Regions from separate parts of the Mus musculus genome. Here region 1 is linked to region 2. Evidence: chromatin loops called from intact Hi-C (ENCODE). Cell type or tissue: heart. All regions are shown on one strand. Each heading gives the region's core, and the rest is flanking DNA. Links, peaks and the distances in the headings are about the cores only.

Region 1 (9,788 bases), core at 623-8,622, 120 kb before region 2:
TCTCATGGCCTTCAGCTTGTGAAGGTTAGTATGACGATAACAACGTGAGGTCCCCTAATCTGTGGAACTAGTTTCTAAGTCTGGACAAGAAAATAGTGTGGCACCTTCTAACTGGGTCCTAACATTAATCCCCCGTCTGAGCTGTCAGCAGTGAGAGGCCAGCCACAGCTTTTAGGACACCAAGTTCTTAGCCCCACACAGCCTCAGTTTCAAGGCAGTTAACAGTTTCTTTCACAGTCCCTTGTCAGGATCGGTGTGATCCAAGTGAGCTAAGAGAAGCTTTGCCATACTAAAATGCAGACAAGAGCAGGCAAAGTCTCCTCCTTCCTAGTCCTTGCAGTTGTGTGCCTCAGGGAGTCTTAAACTTGGCCTTAATCCTATTGCATTTACCTAGGTGAATGCACAAATGGGCTTATACATTTTGATGATGATTTTTTAAAAATATAATACATTATTTGTGAGGAAATAATAGATACCAGGTCTTACCTCTTCTTAAAAGGCGTATATTGTTGCACTGAGTATTTGCTGAACTCTCATTGTGGCTTAATTATTTGGACATTAAACAATTTTAAGCTAAGAAGGCATGGTAATGGGAAGCCATTGTATAATTGCAAGCTTTCCCTTTGGGATTCTGTTTTAGAACTTGTTCAGGTGTGTGGATATTAAAATTACATTACTGAGATACATTCTTTGTCTCCAAAGAGTATGGAAGTTTATACAGTATTTGATAGAAATTGAAAAATGAGCTTAGAATAAGAGTTCAAATAATGTGGAATTCAGAGATTTCCCCATAATCATTTGCCTCTGAATAAGTCATTTGCAGCTCAATACTGCTGAATTGAGTTAACTAATCACTGAGAGCGCCTGCACAAAGTAAGCCTGTGGATAAATTAGATGTATACCTTGGAGAAATATGAGAAGCTGAGTAATTTTATGCCATCACACCCTCACAATATATTTAGTTTTGTTCTAAAAAGACTATTTTCTAGCCTATTAGGACTAGTAAAGGACACAGATTTAATGGTTGCAAAGTGGTTACCCAGCATGCATCTTTTTTCAAAAGATCTCTACTCTGTGAGCATAGATTCCCCATTGAGTTTTGTCAAGTTGTAACTTTAGAATAATCATCAGTTGTTTATCTAAATGCCTTCATTTTTAGTAAAAAAAGGATTTGAATTTAGACAGAAAACAGTGAGCTTGGTATAGTCCCTGTTATTCATTAGAAACACTGCCTCTTCATAAGGTCCCCGTGACTCTGGAACTCTTGAGCAAGATGGGTAACTAATGCTACTATCATAGTTGCAATATATCCTGACACTGTCGGGTGCTCTCCTGAACCCTAACCCTGTAGGCTCCAGGTCTTTGTGTACTGGAATTATGTTATATGATAAAAAAAATTTTTTTTGAGACAGCATCCCTTTTTGTATTCTAGGCCAGCCTCTAGCTCAGGATTTTTCTGCCTCTGCCTCCCAAGAGCTGGGATCATGGATGTACACCATCCTACCCATAATACATAATTATTTTATAATTGTTCTCTGTCACAGTTCTCTTAAAGTGACTTAAAATAGTTATTTTTGCAGTTACCACATTACTATTTTTGTAAAGACTATTATTAATCATTAGCTAGAGTTTTCTAATACATATTAGGCTTACCACAAAGAGTTAAATTTTTACCTTGTATTAGTGTTAGTACTGATTTAGGTATTGCTTCCTTTATAGATTTATCAGAAGAAGGTAACGTAACACATAGTAGATATTCAGTAAGTCCTTCTCAGTGTATTTCTCTATTGTGACTTTATTGTTCAAGAGGATTGAAGTTAGTCTTGATTCAGAAGTTCAGTTTTGAAAGAAGTTTTTAGAAATGTCTAAGTCATTTAAAAAGTAGGTATTAAATGGTACACCATTTCAAGAGAATAAGTTTCAAATTTGTAGTTATTGGAATCTAGATTTTTTTTTATCCCCCTGCCTTTGGCTCTTCCTGTGCTGGGCCAGCATAGACATGTACTCTGGCCGAGCCCTTGCGCTGGGCCAGCATCTAGTTTTTAAATGGGATTGCTTTAGATGCAGCAGCTTTGGTCCCTTTCCCTCTAACTGTGAAAAACAATTAATAGATTTTTGTCCTTACAACTCTATCAGTATTGTTAAATATGCACAGATTTATTTAGAAAGCAATTTCCTTTGACCTTCTCGTTTGTATTATCTAAGCTTATTAGTGGGCCACTTTGTAAAAATAGCAAGACTGTTAGGTAAGAGGGGATATATTTTAGTTTGTCCTAGTGGAGTCTTCAGACTAATGGAAGAGTCAGTCTTTGGGTTTAATTTCCTAACATAGTATATTCTCAATTGAAACTTAACTCCATAATGAAATCTGAGCAAATTAAACTCAAGGAGTTCCATTTCGCCCCTCCTGTCTCCCTCCCTCCCTCCCTCCCCATGCTTGTACAAGGGTGTTAAAGCATGTTTGAGATAATGGGGCCGGTAATGGTAGGAGCCTGTTTCCAAGGTAGTCCCGGAGAAATGATGCCCTTATTTTGAATCTCTGCCTCAGTTTGGTGTGAGTTATGTTTATTGTTTGTTGGCTCTAAGTTGGCCTTCTAAGAATGAGAGGAAAATCTTACTTGTGTCATTCAGTGTTTTAGGAACTAAGCTTCCTTTAAGAAATTACAGAGTAAATGCATGAATTTATATGTTTATTATGTATTAGTACTGGAGAAATCAGATTGGTCAAATGAACAGATTTAGAAATTAATTTGTTCTCACTTGGAGTTATCTCTCCAAATTTTGTCCTCGATGCTCTGTGTGAAGGAACAATTATTCTCTAAATAATATGTTAGTTATAATTTTCTTTAAGTTAACAGTTATACAAATTTATGAAGTACAAGTAACATTTCAATATGTATACAAATTAGACTGTAAATTATAGGTATATTTGGCTGATTATCTGATTATGTTTAAAATCGGACTTTATTTAACAAAATAAGCAACAAATTGGGCAGAATGCCTGCAGTGGTGGTGGAGCTCATGCCTGCGCTGTCACTGTTGGCTGCATCTCTAGGCATTTAGGAAAATGGTAATTGATTATAAGCCCTGTGAAAAGGGGTGGCTAGCAGTATTATAAATTTCAAAATAGTTACCAGGGACCTGTGCTGCTGTGGTGCGATGAAGCCTGGAAGGTGCCACTAAAACGCTGGGAAGGGGAGCCTTGGATCATTGTCTTTTAGATGGTTAACTTTGTATCGTTAATTAAACTTTTGAAAGTTGTGGGATAAATCAAATGCTTTTCTAGGGAAACAAGAAACAGTATTAATGAGCAACAACCCCATAATTATCCTTGTGAGTACATAACAGGGACACATTCATGTCTTTTCTTTGCGCAATAACTTTTACAAAGAAGTATTTTTAAACTGATCATTAATTTTATGACCACAGAAATGAGATGCAAAATTTATGCTGTTGTCATTGGCACAGGCTCAAGGCACCATGGACATTATGTGTGATTGTAATAGAATGACTGCCAACTAATGACTCTGCAGACATTACATTTGAGCATGCTTTTCTTTTAGATGTCTGATTAGTCTGTAATGCTTTCAATTATGTCTGTAAATTGTATTGGATACTTTTACCTGATGCCCATTGTTGATTCGGAGTTCAGTATTTTATTACATAAACACACATTGAACGTTTTTCTTTTAATTCATAGAATCCTTTGTAGGTATAGCTATAGATACTTAGCCCTGGGGAGGAAAGATGCTGTGTGCTACTCAACAGCGACCCCTGTGTTCAGTTAAAGATCCTCAGAGGAGAACAGCTTATCCTCTTTATTGGTTGAGGAAATGGTTGGAAAACAAACTCAGAGGAGGGTAAAGGGATGGATCATCAGTGCAGTAAAGCCATGCTGAAAAGTAGTGTTTTTCAATATAATGCACTTTTAAAAAGATAGGTTTCCCGCACAGATGCTGTGTAGATTCCCGTACATTTAGAGCAGTTCTTGGGATCAGAGAGGGGTGGCAGGAGGTGGTGTGCGGGCCGGTAGTAAACAGTCCTGTAGCAGTATGTAATTTAGCTTGTCTTTGGTAAATACAAATATCACACCAATTTTAAAAATCCATCCTTTCAATCAATTTCAGTTTTTATAATAGGTAAATTGAAGACAATTTAATTTTAATAGTAACATAAAAGTATATATTAAAAAAAACAAAACTAGAGAAGTCTTCAACATGTCAGTGACAGATTTTTATAGGATATATTTTCTTATATTAAATGTTTTTGATGTTACAGTGTTTATAATCTTTGTTATATATATCATATACATTGAATATAGATTGGTATATGAGTCCATGTGTGTAAGATCACATACATTAAAATAGACAATAGCCTTATCAAAAGTTTAACTATTGATTTTCAAAACTCTAAAAAAAGTTTTAATTCATCTGTTCATTCCCATGTAGCGTGTGAGGATTAAGCCTGACTGTCCAGATTCCATTCTGTTCATTAGCTTTAGTGGTTTTGTAGTTATAGTAGCTAACATACTGAATGCTAAGTCCTGGAAATGTACATAAAGTGTCCTGATACCTTAAAACTTTAGCAAGGTTTATTGTCTAGTGTGTAATATGAAGAGTCCTTAGAGAATCAATATTATAACAATTCTTACTTCATTAAAAATAGGTCACAGCGGGCGTGGTGGCGCACGCCTTTAATCCCAGCACTAGGGAGGCAGAGGCAGGCTGATTTCTGAGTTCAAGGCCAGCCTGGTCTACAAAGTGAGTTCGAGGATAGCCAGGGCTACACAGAAAAACCCTGTCTCGAAAACAAACAAACAAACAAACAAACAAACAGAAATAGGCCAGGCAACTAAAAGTAACTGAGAATTTTGTGATCTTTATTTTACATTCCATGTACAATCAATCATGTTCAGAATATTTCAAAAGTATTTTTCGAGGCTCCTTTTAAAATCAAAACTTTATGTATAAGAGAGACATTCTAATGTCCTGGAAAGTACTTTGAATGTCTTGAGAAAGATGAGTTCTAAAGAGGTGGCAGCATCTATATGCAGTCCTTGGAATTTTGATTGCAAACATATTACCATATTTAGTGCATCAGTGACAGAATTGCCAAGGATGATGAGATAGGTGTCTGTCTTCATGAGGATGTCACCATCTTTACAGTTTTGAGGGTAAGGGTGATGGTTGTACACGAAATAGCAAAATCATAAAGAAATAGAAATTAACATTTAATTTTAAATTATGTAGGCAATATTATCTTGAAAGAGGCAGCCTCTATTAATAATGTTTAGAAAAATAAGAAGAAGCCATCAGATGGATGCCAAAGGATGTACATGTCCCTTTACCAAACATCCTTCAACTGATAGCAGATAATTTAAACTGTTACCAGTTAGTATACTATTAAGCATATGTTTTTCTACACTGTTGAATTCATAAGAAAAATAAATGTATAACTGAGCTTAGCAAATAGCTAATTCATTTAAAAAATATTTTAGTCAAGTACATGGGAAAATACCCCAAAGCTCTTATCATGGGGATTAAATATGTAAAGCAAACACATTAAAAAAAAAAAAAAAAAGCCCTAACAAAGCATCCGAGGATTTGAGAATCAAGTAGGAAACAGGCTCTCACATGAAACCAGTGATTGAAACCACTGTGTGAAAACGGGAAAGGTTTGTAGGTTATTGTGTTTGAATTTAGAGGGATTATATGACTCTTAAAGCATTTTATGCTTAATGAATTCCTGCTTTTGAAAATGTAACTCCTTTTATCAAACATAATCCTATGACTTTTAATGGAAACTGTATTCCTGGGCTTTTCCTAGTCAGCCCCTCATTACAGGTTTCAGACGACTGCATAAGTAAGGGGAGTACCTGAATTATTTTCTCAGTTGCTCTTTCCACTTTTCAGTTCTTGTTATTCTCATTATCTTATTGGTCTTGCTTAGTTTTTTTTTTTTTTAACTTCTAGAAACCTTGGTCTTGGGACTAAATTCTTTTGGGTCATAAGTAAGCAGTTGTCTGATGACCTTTAAAAGTATTTACTAAGTCATTTATATTACAACTCATATAGAATAATGTCAGACGTGGTTTTACTTAGTTAAATAGGTTTGTGTGTGTGTGTGTGTGTGTGTGTGTGTGTGTGTGTGTGTTCTGTTGCAGTGGTGGAATTTAATGGTCAAACTGACCTCGTATGGCAGGCTATCCCTATTTCCAGTGGGCAGATCATAGGAGGCTTTTTTCTGCTTCCTTTACAGGTGATGCTGAGGACGGCGATGAATATGACGATCCCTTTGCTGGGCCTGCAGACACGATTTCCTTAGCCTCAGAGCGCTACGATAAAGATGATGATGGCCCCTCTGATGGTATGTGACATCCTCTCCTAGAATATACCTCTTGGAAATGTCATACAGATCTGCCGCATGTCGAGGGAGTGGGCTTAACAGGAAGCAGAAAGTGTGGAATTGGGGGACCTCAGCTTTAACAGAACCTTTTCTGAAGCTCGCTCTCTCTCTCTCTCTCTCTCTCTCTGTGGTCCTAGGGCGGCTTCTTGAATGTGTAGATGCTGCCTTGGTAAAGAGAACCCTTTTGACTAGAATCTTTCGGCAAGTGCTGGTACTATTACAGGAAGGGTTTTAGTAACAGTTTGTTGGTTCATTTAACATGATCATAGTCTTGCTTAATATTTGATTGTGTTCCTTAATGTTTTTTTGTATTATTTAGTGTATGAGTAATGAACAAGAGATTTGGTATATTTTTTCTTAAAACTTAATACAAAATGAGTTCATAAAATATTAAATTAATTATTTCTACATTACCTTCTCATATTGAGACAGTTTTTTTCCTAATCAAATGCCTTTTTACTATACATTTTCATTTTTCTGATCACCCTTTAACCCTGCCCCATATTATGCATTAGTAGTACGGTGTCTTATATTAATTGAATTAGTAGTAGAGTTGATTGTTTATATTTTAGTGATTTTTAAAACTTATGGTCTGTTACCAGATTTATGAATCTTATTTTTAGGATGCAGCAAGTGCCTCCTTTTTGATAGCTAGTCAAGTGACTCGGCACTCCAGAAAGCTCATAAGAGTGATCTATAGGTATAAATTAAGAATGCATACCAGTGCATTAGCCATGCATATTAATTTGTGCCACTCAAAGTTTCACTGAGACATAGAAATGAAGGATGCCTTTTGTCACCATATGATAATCAGACTGTGCAGTTCTGTCTCTAAGTACAGTTGCTGAATGAAAATGTGCTTCCTGCATCAGAGCGCTCCACATTCCATGTTATCCAGATCATTCCCTTTGGAAACATAAATTGCTTTTATGAGGTATAAAATTATGTCTATTGCAGAACAGGGATAAGTCGAGTACATGCATAAGTGATAAACATTCTAACCACTGACTCAGAACAAAACAGTCTTTTTTTACATCCAGAACTTTGTCCAATGTGTAACAGTGATAATTGCATCCATTTTGTGTTAACTTTTACATTTAATACATTTTAAAGGGAGGGATGTTATCTGTCTTCTGTCTTATACAAAGATGCATGCTTCTTTTCACCAGTGCTTGCCATCTATAGCCAAGTACCACCCTCTCTGCCCTCATAGCTACCATTTTATAATTGAAGAAATCGTATTTTCAGGCAAAATAATAAATTATTAATTAAGATGTACTGTTTTAAGCCTCACTTCAATGATTTGGTTTGCTTTTCTGTAAAACGTATGTACGTGTGTGTGTGTATGTATCTATACAAATGCACAGAGACAGAACATTTATATTCAAAAGAATAAATATACATTTACTATATCATCAAGTCGGTTTATCAAGTTCTCAAAAATAGCACAAATATTTTGATATGTAGAGGCCATTATATTATTGAATATGAAAAAAACCTACAATTTAAAAAATAATCTAACAGTTAAATATATATGATCCAGAAATAGTCTAAAGTAAATTGTTATTAAATTATAGAATATTTTTATGATTATCATTTTCTCTCTTAAGAATAAATGATTTTGGTGCCTGGTGAGATGGCTGCTAAGCCTGAAGACCCGAGTCCCATCCCCAGGACTTGTGGTAGAAAGAGAAAACCAATTCCCACAAGTTGGTCTCTGACCTTCTCATGAGTACTCTGGTACATATGTTTACCACTCCCATAATAAATACATATAAACAAGTTAAAAATTTTCCATGTGTTTTCAAAGTCAAAATAAATGCATTAATAGGAAAAAAACGTTAAAAGGTAATTGATGGCATGGTTATGTGTAGCACTAGTTTTGTTAAATATCTGTGCTTATTTATTAGTGCATAAACATTTCTTGAGCAGATTAGATGTTCTACTTTTATTATGATTCATTGTGATATATTAGTAATAGGATTTTAGCAACTTTACATATTCTTGGAACATGATAGGTTCATTTTCATACAGTCACTGGACAGTCACTGCAACCTAACATCTCATTTGCTCTTTGCAGCAAAGATTTTTGTCTGTGTTCTCTGTGATTTGTGGAATATAATTTCCTTTCCTGTTATCAGTCTAATGATGTGTTAATTACAAAAATGTATTTAACAATAACTGTAGCCGCTTAGCCTTTGTCAAGTCAGGTTGTTGTTTTGTCCTTTTGACTTTTACCTTGTGGCAGGCACTAGCAGTATCTGAATGTTGATGGATTATAAACTCGAAGCATGATAATGTATTTTTCATAGAGTTAATGTAATTTTCAAGGTATTGTAAAGGTCAAAGCTGCACATCTCTATGAATTCTAAGTCTGTCTTTCCCTTTAATATTTCTTTTTCTCTGTTCCTCTGGTTCAAAAGTTCACCCAGTTCCCAAATGGCCACCTAATTTTCCAGTTATTCCCTCAAGCCATATGTGTTTTGGTTTCTTTATGGTTTATTAGGTACTGTAGGAAAGTAGCATAAGTTATATCTTCTAATGAAATTCAAGCACACTTCAGTGATGCTTCGACTTGATTGCTGGTAGCAATTAAATCACAGGCAAGGAGGATAATGCATAATCTCACAAAGGCCAGACACCCTATCGACACTGAATGGGGATGAAAACAGAAACAAAAACAACATCTTCAGACCCTGCCAGACATGTTGTTTCCAGCCTGCCTGGTTTCTGTCTTCTATTCTGTCTTTTGTTGTTGTTGTTGCTGTTGGCCAGCTGCCTGATGGATAGCAAAATCATAACTTGCTGCGTGCTAACAGGCAGAGTTCACGTGTAGGTTATTGAGAGCTGATAAAGGGTTAGATGGAGTTTTGATTTTCACATTGGACCCTGGTACACCAGATTAATGGAATTTCAATGAGAGACTAGAGAAGTCACCGCTTTGTCAGAGAAACAGATGGAGATCCTATAGTCACGTCTGCTCATTAATACTAGTTGCGTGAAAGGTGCTCTCTCCTCTATACAAATGAGTTGATATAATTGATTTTTGAGTGGTACATTGAAAAAAAAAGCACTGTATTGATGACTGGACTTGTAACATAAATAGTGACAGATTTTTGTATAGTTTGTAACATAAAAATGTACTTCGTGTTTTTTTTTTTCCTCTCTCTTTGGCAACACTTTATTCTTTTAGAAAAGAAATATATCTGAGACCAGTAGCTAAAAAAGGACATGCCACACTGAAAAAGAACAGCAGGCTAGGTTTTACTTATAAATGATTGCAGTCAGAGCTGCAGTTTGTTATGGTAACTTTCAAAAGAAAGCAGATTCTTTCTATTAGCTTCATAGCTTTCTTTTTCTGGAAAGTCAAGGACACAAGTTAA
Region 2 (9,788 bases), core at 749-8,748:
TGGCAAGTCCTCCCCCTCACACGTGGGTGATCCTCAATGGAGACTGGTTGACTGGTTGATTGATTTCTTAGCCATACTAGCTACCTATGTGTATCTTACATACACATTGGAGATTATTCTTGAGCTAGTATATTTTTTCTTTTAGTTTTTCTTTGGTATGCCATTTGTTTTTATATCCTACATTAAATATTTTTCAGTTTTGTATAAATCCTTAAGTAGGGAAAGTGATAGTGTAATACATCTGCTTTTAGTAGAAAAGAATGACATAGTTTAAAACAATTTCTTGCTATTTTATTCCCTATCCTGGGAAGGGGATGTGCTTAGAGTGTGTGGGAGCAAAGTCTGAGCAAAGCACTGACTGCGGAGAGGATAAAGAACATGGGTTCATACCCACAGCCTCAACTTTAAATCGCATGCTTTGGAAGTTTGCCACCTATGCATCTCAATTTACTTATCTATAGAATGAGGATTTATAATCATTCATCTATAAAGCCTTTCCTTCTGCGATATGTGACACATAGGAGATCCACAGTAGAATTTGGGGAAATGACCTTTAAGTGTTAGGACTATCTAGCAGCCTCTTGTGAGAGGACTAAGTGAGGAAACCAGCGAGCATGGCTGGGGTTTGATGACTTACAGGTCATCTGCATTTTATGTCAGACGCTGTTTTCTGTGCTGTCTTGATGTTTTAGGAACCATGTATTGTAGTACTCCTGCTATTCAGTATAATATAGCATATCTGTATAAAGTTGGCTGTTACTTTACTAGGTCTAAGGGCTGTCCTGGATTTAAGATTGCTCCAGACAAGTTTCTCTGTACATTTAAAACAAATGTGCAACACAGTAGGGTATATCTTATATTGTATCAGGTCAACGTAAGCCTTGGTGAGGATGTTGTTTGGTTATTAACAAAGGAATATGAATCTTGGGTGTTTTGTGCTCTTAAAGATAATTATTAAGTGCTGTAGACTTTGTCTTGCTCTTTAAGCAGGGTGGGTGCTGTGATTGACATGGGGCCTGTTAATGTGCCACTGACTCTGTTTATTTGCAGAGGAGGAAGAGGACACTGCTTCAGTGAAGATGGACGAGCAAGGGAAGGGAAGTCGGGACAGTGTGCATCACACCTCAGGTAGCACTGGCAAAGTCTATTTTGGTTTTGTTAGAGTCACTTTCTAACCCTCTGAGGATGTTTGCACAGCTCCCTGAAGAAGTTGACTTGTTTGGTCTGTATGTCTTATGCTTGATAAGCTGCTTAGTCCCATTTAGGATGCATGAAAACCACTTGAGAAGGATTTATAAAGTAAGCCAATTTATACAAGGTATTCCTTCCTGAATTACTTTGTAATGACTCAATTAGCTTTCATTTCTGCACAAAGGAGATTTAGTTGCATAAATTAGCTTATCATCATTGAGGAAGTGTCACTGCTAAAGGACAGTTTATAGATACAACATGCAGTTGCTGTCAAACCTATAAGAATGTAATATAGACATCTGTGTATACTTTGTGCTTGAGCAGAACAGACTTCTGCCATTCAGAGACTAACAGGGGACAACAAGTTGCCCAAGGGACTGGCAATGTAGACATCTCTGAAAAGGTCAACTTGACACAGGCTCTGACAATCGACCCACAGCTCTGTCTTCTTTGATAAAAATCAGATAAACTTAAGACCGCTAATTGATCTGCAGCCTGTTTAAATGTTGGCCATGCATATCTTCATTGCATATGATTAACACAGAAAGCAAATGAATTGGGTAAGAAATGCCAGAGTCCAGTGACAGCAGCTTAAAAATGAGGAAAGGACACTGGTTGCCTAGCAGACTGGGGAAGATATTCTGCACTATCCATTTCCACCTGGCACTGGGCCCCAAGTACTAATTATGTGCACACCATGTACACACACACAATACGGACAACTCTTCTTGCTTGTTGCTATTTCCAAGTAGCACAAGATAAACTATCTGTAGCACAAACATGAAGTTAACTTTGATAAACCAGCATTTATTTTACAGGGAAAGAAGAGATGGGCAGCCTTCTTATCAGAACTTTACACCTCTTCACAGCCATATGTCAGCTGGGGTGAGGTCTGCCCTGTCACCCCCAGGTCCTGTAAAGAGCTGGAGCTAGGGTCACCTTCCTCTCTCTGATATGTCCATACATCACTCTTTTGAGTTGTCAGAAGCAGGGTGGACAAGCAGTGCGTGTTCAGGAAGTAGCTTTCCTGGGGCCTTCCTACTGTGACATATGGGAAGGAAGCGGGCCTGACTCTAGACCTGGACAGGAAGGCAGGAGCAGGTTGCTGTAGAAGGTTTGGGTTTGCCTTTTTTTTTTTTCCTTGACAGAAAGGAAACAAGACAAAGTCATTAGTTGTTAGCCCTCTTGCCCTATAAAATAGAGTTGTAAAACATGGCAGCAAGCAAAGCCCAGGCACTCTATGCTTGATAGTAAATTAGGTATCTGTTTTTAAAGTTCTGAATCATGATGCTTCTGCCAAGAGCATGCATGTTTCTTTGTAAAATGTCTATGCAGGTAGAGAGGGTAGAAACAGATAGTAGATAGACCTTCCACAGGCACAAGTGAGCATGCCTCAAATGTTTGCCTTTGAGGGTAGGGGGAAAAGAGTTTTTCTCAAAGGAATCCAGTAAGTTGATGAGCTTTTCATGCCATAGCCACAAGATACTGCAATGTCTGTCTCTTGTGCCACAGAGCTCTTTCAAGCCATCATTCAATGCCTTCGCAAAGCAAGCCGTCAGGGACTCTGTGCTTGCCACTAGGAGCACTGAGCTGACAAGAGTGTTGCTTTCTGCCTAGCATCTCATCTTGTGAACTTCTAACCTCGCTCAAGAATTTGATGTATATTTTTTACATTGACTAATTTTGCAGGAAGAGACTCAGTGTTGCAATGTAAAATCTAAAGGTAAAGCTGAGTTCATCTTGTCTCCTACAAGTCGCTTCACATTCACTCATCTTACAAAGGTCATGTATATTTATAGGTATATAGATGGGCCCGCTTGATGTTTTTAACAATATAAAAATCTGCTGTCCTTTCTAAAACACTTTTCAGGCTTGCAGTACTTAGGGAAAGGGTCTCTGGTGTCGGCATCATGCTTCATTCATTGTCAACATGCCTTTTATAATCTTGTGTTTGTGGACTATCTGGCGGTTACTTGCTTAATTTGTACTTTGGTAACAATCCTGTTAGCTTTGCCAAATATGTATTTTTATAAAAATTTAAAAGCTCATTGTGTACATTTTTCAAAGGCTAGCTAACTTTCCTTTTTAAACCTTCTTTCAAAAGTAATTCATGCCCCTCAGGACAGCACACATAGCAAGGTGACATTTTGTGTGTAATTTTCAAAATATTGACTGTGGTATAGATAGAATGGTGTTAACATGCCGAGTAAAGACAGCGAAACCACATTATCTGTGCTTGTGAGTGTTCCATAGTCTACAGAATGCCTGCCTTTCTTGGGGCCAGGGATGGTTCTCAGCAGGAAGGCATTCTGACTAGCCTACTCGAGGCTCTGCATCTGCTATCCCTGTGCCACAAAGCAAAGCAAAGTCATGTCCTGTGGGTTATCTCCCCGAGCACAGGCAAAGACTGCTAGTGTTTGTGAGCCTTCTGTGCTTTCAAAGCTGTTTTTGTACATGAGTTTTGTCTATGTGTGTTTAGAGCCACTCCATTTTAGAGATAAGCTATAGGAGCTTCCTGCTTTCCACAAATAAGATCACTCCTGATTCTTTTTGTCTGGCATGCTTTCCGGGGAGGCAGCTAGCACACACACTGCTGGCCTTCCCCTCACTGTAGATGCCCGCTCTTCACTTAGAACGCCAGTCATAGACGCACAGATGGCACACAGAGTGCTCCTCAGCGGTGCTCACTGTCCATGGGACCGACCGTCCGTCATTTTTTGGACTCCATCATCATCAAGATTACAGGAGGCACAGTTGAAAATGTGTCTTTCCCCGGCTCTGCTGAATCCCTGGCTCTTCCCTGACTTCCTTGCAGCAGTGAGGTTTAATGGAATGCCCCTGATGCACATCTAGGGAGAGATGCATCTTGTACACCGTGGGGGTCTCTCCCCTTGCTGCTCCTGTAACTCCCATTAGTGTTAATGGGAGTCTCTCCAAGTGTATCCAGGGAAAGAGAAACCAAAGTGGTAAGAATGTGTATTTAAAATCACTGGATACTTGGGGTTTTTTGTCCTTTCTTTCCTCCCCCTACTTAAAAAAAAAAAAAACAAAAAACAAAACAAAAAACAAACAAAAAACATGTTAATTGAAAAGTACTGTGAGAAGGTCTGAACCAGAGGAGGGCCCGGACAGCTGGGACCTGGGATCCCACAGCTCCACCAAAAACTTTGACCTCAGTTTTTCAGCCAAAGTTTGTTTCTTCCACGTCTTCGGACCAAGCCTAAGGCCTGAGCAGCGTGGGGAACAAGTTGGGGGGTGGGGGAAGGGCTACTGGGGAAACTAGCTATTTAGACCTTCTTTGACTTGGCTAGAACTGTGTGGCAGGCCTCACGTGTGAGATGATGTCATCCTGTCTGCTCTAACTCCTTGACTTTCAAGCTGACACTGAGAGACCACATGGGGTGCAACATTTGACCCAATTAGCAGTTGATTTAATCTGACAGGAATGTTTCAATTCTAAATCTCTATTTGTCTAAATAAGTGGTTTTTAAAGGAAATCAGTCACTTTATTATTAAGTGATTTTTAAAAAAAAAAAAAAAGAAAGAAAGAAATGGTCAATGCTTGGAGGTATCTGGCCAGCTGGAGTGCCCTCTAGTGTCTGTTTACAGAATGTATTTAATATATGCCTGGGGGCTGGGGGAGGATGTGATAGGGGTGGCCACAAGCACTATTAGCTCCTGGTTGGATTCTGGGGCTTGCACATGCCCCTGCTGGTTTTAGTGCTCTGAGCCCAAGTGCTACTACAGTGGAGAGGCCAATACAGGGTCGGTCTCTCTCTCTCTCTCTCTCTCCCTCTCCCTCCCTCCCTCTCCCCCCTCCCTCTCTCCCTTCCTCCCTCCTTCTTCCTCCTCCTCCTCCCCTCCCCCAATCCTATCATGCCGCTCCTATTGTCCCTCTCTTTCCATCCTAAAAAATAAAAATTAACAGAGGATTCTGTTAGGTTGTATTTTCTAGTCCTTGTTTATTTTCTCACAAATTTAAGTGAAACGGTGCATCCCACAAATACTTAGATTCCATGTTATTCAGATTCTCCTTTTTAAAAAATGTTAAAGACATTAAGGAGAATTTAAATCTCCTAATAAATTAATACTTTGTGGAGATCAACACTATGCTGACTGTACTAATGTGGCCGTTTGTATTGAGGTTGCCAAGACGCCTCTTGTTTAAAAGTGAGATGACAAGCCTGATCCAGCATCCATGTCCACGTTATCCCGTGGATTCAAAGCTGACATTGCAGCGATGGAAGCTGTCAGCACATCTGTGTTCCGCCTGGCTAGTGAATACACGGGCATTTTGTGTCTTATTGATATAACTTGCAGTCTTTTTTCCTTAACTCATCAGAACTCAATTATCACGAAATTAAAAACAGGAAACAGTTCTCTTGTGTAACAAAAGCATCCAGCGTATTTAACTGTGTGCTGTGTTTTAGGAGCCACATTGTGTGAGTGACAAAGCATACATTATCCAGTTACTGTGGTATTACGGAGCGACGAGCACTAAATAATCAATCAGTTAATGGTGTGTATGGCAGTTTGAGCACTTCACATCCATTGTGCTTATGCCAGGAGAAGGATGAACTGATAACGCCACTGTGGGAGCCTAATGTCCTAGACCTGACGAACAAAAGTCTGCATTAGCAATTTCACAGCTGCAAAAGTATTTTAGAGACAACTTTGAGAGACTTTGGATACAAATGCTTTATATTTGAGTATTAAAGTATGCTATTATTATTATGCTCTTATCAAGTGTTCTAAACTCCATGAAATTGTTACTTCAGATATGTCCAATCTGTCCCTTAGATATTCTGATGGTACAGTAAGACCAGTTGCTCTTTAAACACATAGCGAGTGAGCTTAGGACTTTCCATTAAAAATGAGCAGAAGCACCTTGCTATTTGAGAATGTAATTGCTACAGGTTATAGATTACAGATAGAAGTGGAGGGGGCCATGAAAAACCAAACCTTCTGAAACAATCTTCATGAGCATGCTCAGGAGTAGTTGCAGGTTCACTAAGATGTACCATGATCCAGGCCAGGGCTTCTTTCTTGGCAATCTAAAATGGTTCTTTAATTTCTTTTGATTCAAGCCTTAACCCCAAGTCTCTCTCTCTTTTTCCTAGGAGATAAAAGCACTGATTACGCTAATTTTTACCAGGGTCTGTGGGACTGCACTGGAGCTCTGTCTGATGAGTTGTCCTTTAAGCGTGGTGATGTGATTTACATTCTTAGCAAGGTAAGAAAGTTACCCCCCACCCCACCCCACAAATGACAGCTGTCAACGGGAAATACACAGCTCAGTTCTCCTGCATTTAAATTTACAACACAAGGGAAAAATGCCAGTTGGAATTCTTCTAGGTCCTAGTTAACAATTGGAAGTTCACAATAATTAATTATTTTGTCAAGTGAACTATAATCAGAATTTAAACACAATCAGATAACAGGATTCAACTTAGCCGTGTGTTTACCTGTCACTCTAGCCCTTGGCAGGCATCCACCTACTGCCTTATCCAGAAACAATATACTTATGTGAAAGTTAACATTGTAAGGTATTAGGTTATTAATTATGTTTTTCTTGCTTCTTCCTCCTTATTCTTCTGTGTGCTTATTCTGAGTTTGCCTGCCATTCTCCAGTAGAAACATTGTGTTTATAAAAAAAGGTTTTCATCTTTGTGTAAACACATTGGGTGTTCCAACAATTTAAAGGCTCTATATTCAGACAAGTTGAGGTAATTTTTTAAAGTTTAACACACTATATTTGTAATTGCAGTACCAAAGTATATTGCCACAAACTCATCTTTATGTACATGAGAATCGTGTCTTTGCTTTTTAAGACACTGCACTGTAGAACCTGTCTGCTCCAGACATCAGTTTCTGATGCAGTGTTGGAACTCTCTTAATTTTCACTCTGAAGTTTTTCCTACTGTACTATAGGGATTTTTAAAAATGTTTTTAAGCTTATCTTAGCACCAAATCATGAATGAAAATGACTTAAATATAAGCAGGGAAATGTTATATAGGTCATAAGTCTAACACTTTATAACCCTAAAATTATTGAGCTGAGAAATATTTTGGATATTTCAGAAAGATGATATGTGTTATTAGATACAAAGAGAATTTGAAAATAATGTCACATTTTGGATTTTAATGTTGGTTGGCTGGCACTGAAAATCTTGACCCAGCTGGTCACAGAATCTTAGAGTGGGCATCTTAATGAAGATTGTCTATTCTTGGTGCAGATAGAGTACATGAGCTAGCTATATTATCTTGACTCCTAGAGTAGTTCATTTCTGTCCCTTCTGCTTAATCCCATCCCATCCCATCCCATCCCATCCCATATAAAGCATGTACAATACCAGGACACATTCTAGACATCAGGAATCCTAAAGAATAATACATAAGCACTTGGAGATTAGTAGGAGAAGTGCGAGAAGGAATATTTACTAATAATACAGATTACGACTTATTGAGAAGCCCAAAGCCAAGGCTGGTTGTGAACTCCAGTCAGCCTCCCAATGGTGGGATCCATGGGTTGCTATGTTATCTTACTGTCATATCCACATGACAGCTTTTGGCTAAGTCTGTTATCAAACATTTAATTGTCCCAAGTTAAAATAGCAGCTTTTAAAGTTAATTACTTAACAGAAATAACACTGTTTGGCCCAGTTCTTATCAGGAAACTTTCCTGAAATTCCTCCCAAATTTACCAAGCTCACTGTTTATTTAACTAATGTAGCTGTGAGTATATAAAATTCAAAGGTTGATTAACTTGTATTTGAAATTTCAGAGTGTAGGGATATGTGGTACAGCACTGTATTCCTTTGCACACGTGGAGCTTGTAAAGCCCACATGGGCTGCTTCTTTTTTTTTAATTTATTTTTTATTAGATATTTTCTTTATATACATTTCAAATGCTATCCCGGATGTTCTCTATACCCTCCCTCCGCCCTGCTCCCCTACCCGCCCACTCCCGCTTCTTGGCCCTGGCAAGAGAGGCCCCTTGGTATTGGGGCATATAAAGTTTGCAATACCAAGGGGCCTCTCTTCCTAGTGATGGCTGACCAGGCCATCTTCTGCTACATACGCATCTAGAGATACGAGCTCTGGGGGTAGTGGTTAGTTCATGTTGTTGTTCTACCTATAGGGTTGCAGACCCCCCTCAGCTCCTTGGGTGCTTTCTCTAGCTTCTCCTTTGGGGCCCCTGTGTTCCATCCTATAGATGACTGTGAGCATCCTCTTCTGTATTTGCCAGGCACTGGCATAGCCTCATATGAGACAGCTATAACAGGGTCCATATGGGCCTCTTCTTAAGGCCCTCTCAATGGTACCTTGGGCTGCTGGAAACTCAGGCAGACAACCCACCCCCACCCCCTCCCCCAGGCAAAGTGGCACGGACTTGTCTCACTTCCGCCATTTCCTGTTCCTGTGAAATTAAAGGTGTAGTCCTAGTGTGCACTGTCCTTCCTGGATGCTGAGGGAGGGTAGAAGTTGAGTTCTCTGAAACCTGTTTAAGACCTGGGGTTAGAGGTAGCCCAGCTCACACGTAGCCTTCACTTCCGTCTGACCATCGTAAATGCTGTTATCTGGGAGAGAACTGGCCTCCTCTTTCAGACCTTTGCAAGGCTCGATGTTCCAACAACATTGGGTTCCTTCCAGAGACAGCATTTTAGTTGGGACTAATTTTGGTTTTTGAAAGAAGAGCCAAGAAAGATGAACGTGTTAGTCACTGTATCTCCCCATAGCTAAATGATTGATACTCACAGTCAGCAGCTGTAAGCCTCAGAGAGCGGTGCATGGTACCATAGAGAGAACAGCCTCCCGGCTCTGCCCCAACGCTGCTGCTGACTTTGCTGGGCTCTCTGCTGGCTTTGGAGGTGAGTGTGTGTGTGAAGATTCCTTCCCACCTTGTACTGTGCAGGTGCAGAAAGAAACACGGGATGATCTCTCACAGGTGCTGTAACCTACGGTTTTGTCCAAACCTGGGTAGACACAGACCTTAAGTTAATACCATAACTGTGTTTAATTTCTGAATGCCTAAAATAATAAATTGAGAACTCAAGATTTTTCAGAAGAAAGCAGTGGATTTCTAGATCAAGGTGGGACCAGTGCTGTATATTTTTAGAAGGATAAGCAGTTGGCTCAGCAGGTAAAAATGCCTGTTTTACTCTGAGAACTTGAATTCAACCCCTGAGGCCCATGCAGTATAAGGAGAGAACACATAAGCAAACGTCTAATTTGATTCTTAAAAACAGAAGTAGTATAAAAATAACTACTATTTTGTATGACTAGAAATGTGTTTAATCTTAGAGTATTATCTAGATCTCTGTGGTGATGGCATGAAGTTTTCACCATTCTAATTTATTTTTTTACACCATCTAGTGGCTCAGAATGAGTGGTGCAGGTAATTGCAGCTAATGTGCACAATCAAACTGGTGTCATTAATTTAGCTTTACATCTAGCTATGGGTGATTACTCTCCCATCTCATGTCAATAAAGTATTAGCATTAATCATGAAAAATTGTGTTCATCATTTTGAATTTAGTGTGGAAATTGTATAAAAAGGAAGAATATATTTTAAGAAATCTAGCATAATATTTGTG

The links. Peaks named below come from ENCODE experiments on the same cell type or tissue, not always from the same donor. Only the 100,000 strongest peaks of a DNase experiment are listed, where the experiment ranks them.
Region 1: a loop joins it to region 2, with 8 times the contacts of the local background. A loop is called at or near these places in 14 of 42 quality-filtered maps.

What each region holds. Positions count from the first base shown.
Region 1 is chr6:51,992,595-52,002,382 of GRCm38, reverse strand. It overlaps Skap2 (src family associated phosphoprotein 2), which reads left to right. Exons shown (of 13, transcript NM_018773.2): 4 at 6,259-6,366. Among named protein-coding and RNA genes, the nearest start is that of Skap2, 15 kb to the left of the region's middle. In heart, for the core only: a CTCF peak has its summit at 3,778; no DNase peak of the experiment used is centred there; H3K27me3 peaks cover 275 bases.
Region 2 is chr6:51,871,111-51,880,898 of GRCm38, reverse strand. It overlaps Skap2 (src family associated phosphoprotein 2), which reads left to right. Exons shown (of 13, transcript NM_018773.2): 10 at 1,051-1,128; 11 at 6,312-6,424. Among named protein-coding and RNA genes, the nearest start is that of Skap2, 140 kb to the left of the region's middle. In heart, for the core only: a CTCF peak has its summit at 4,783 (motif pointing left); DNase peaks (open chromatin) are centred at 2,238 and 4,468; H3K27ac peaks cover 781 bases.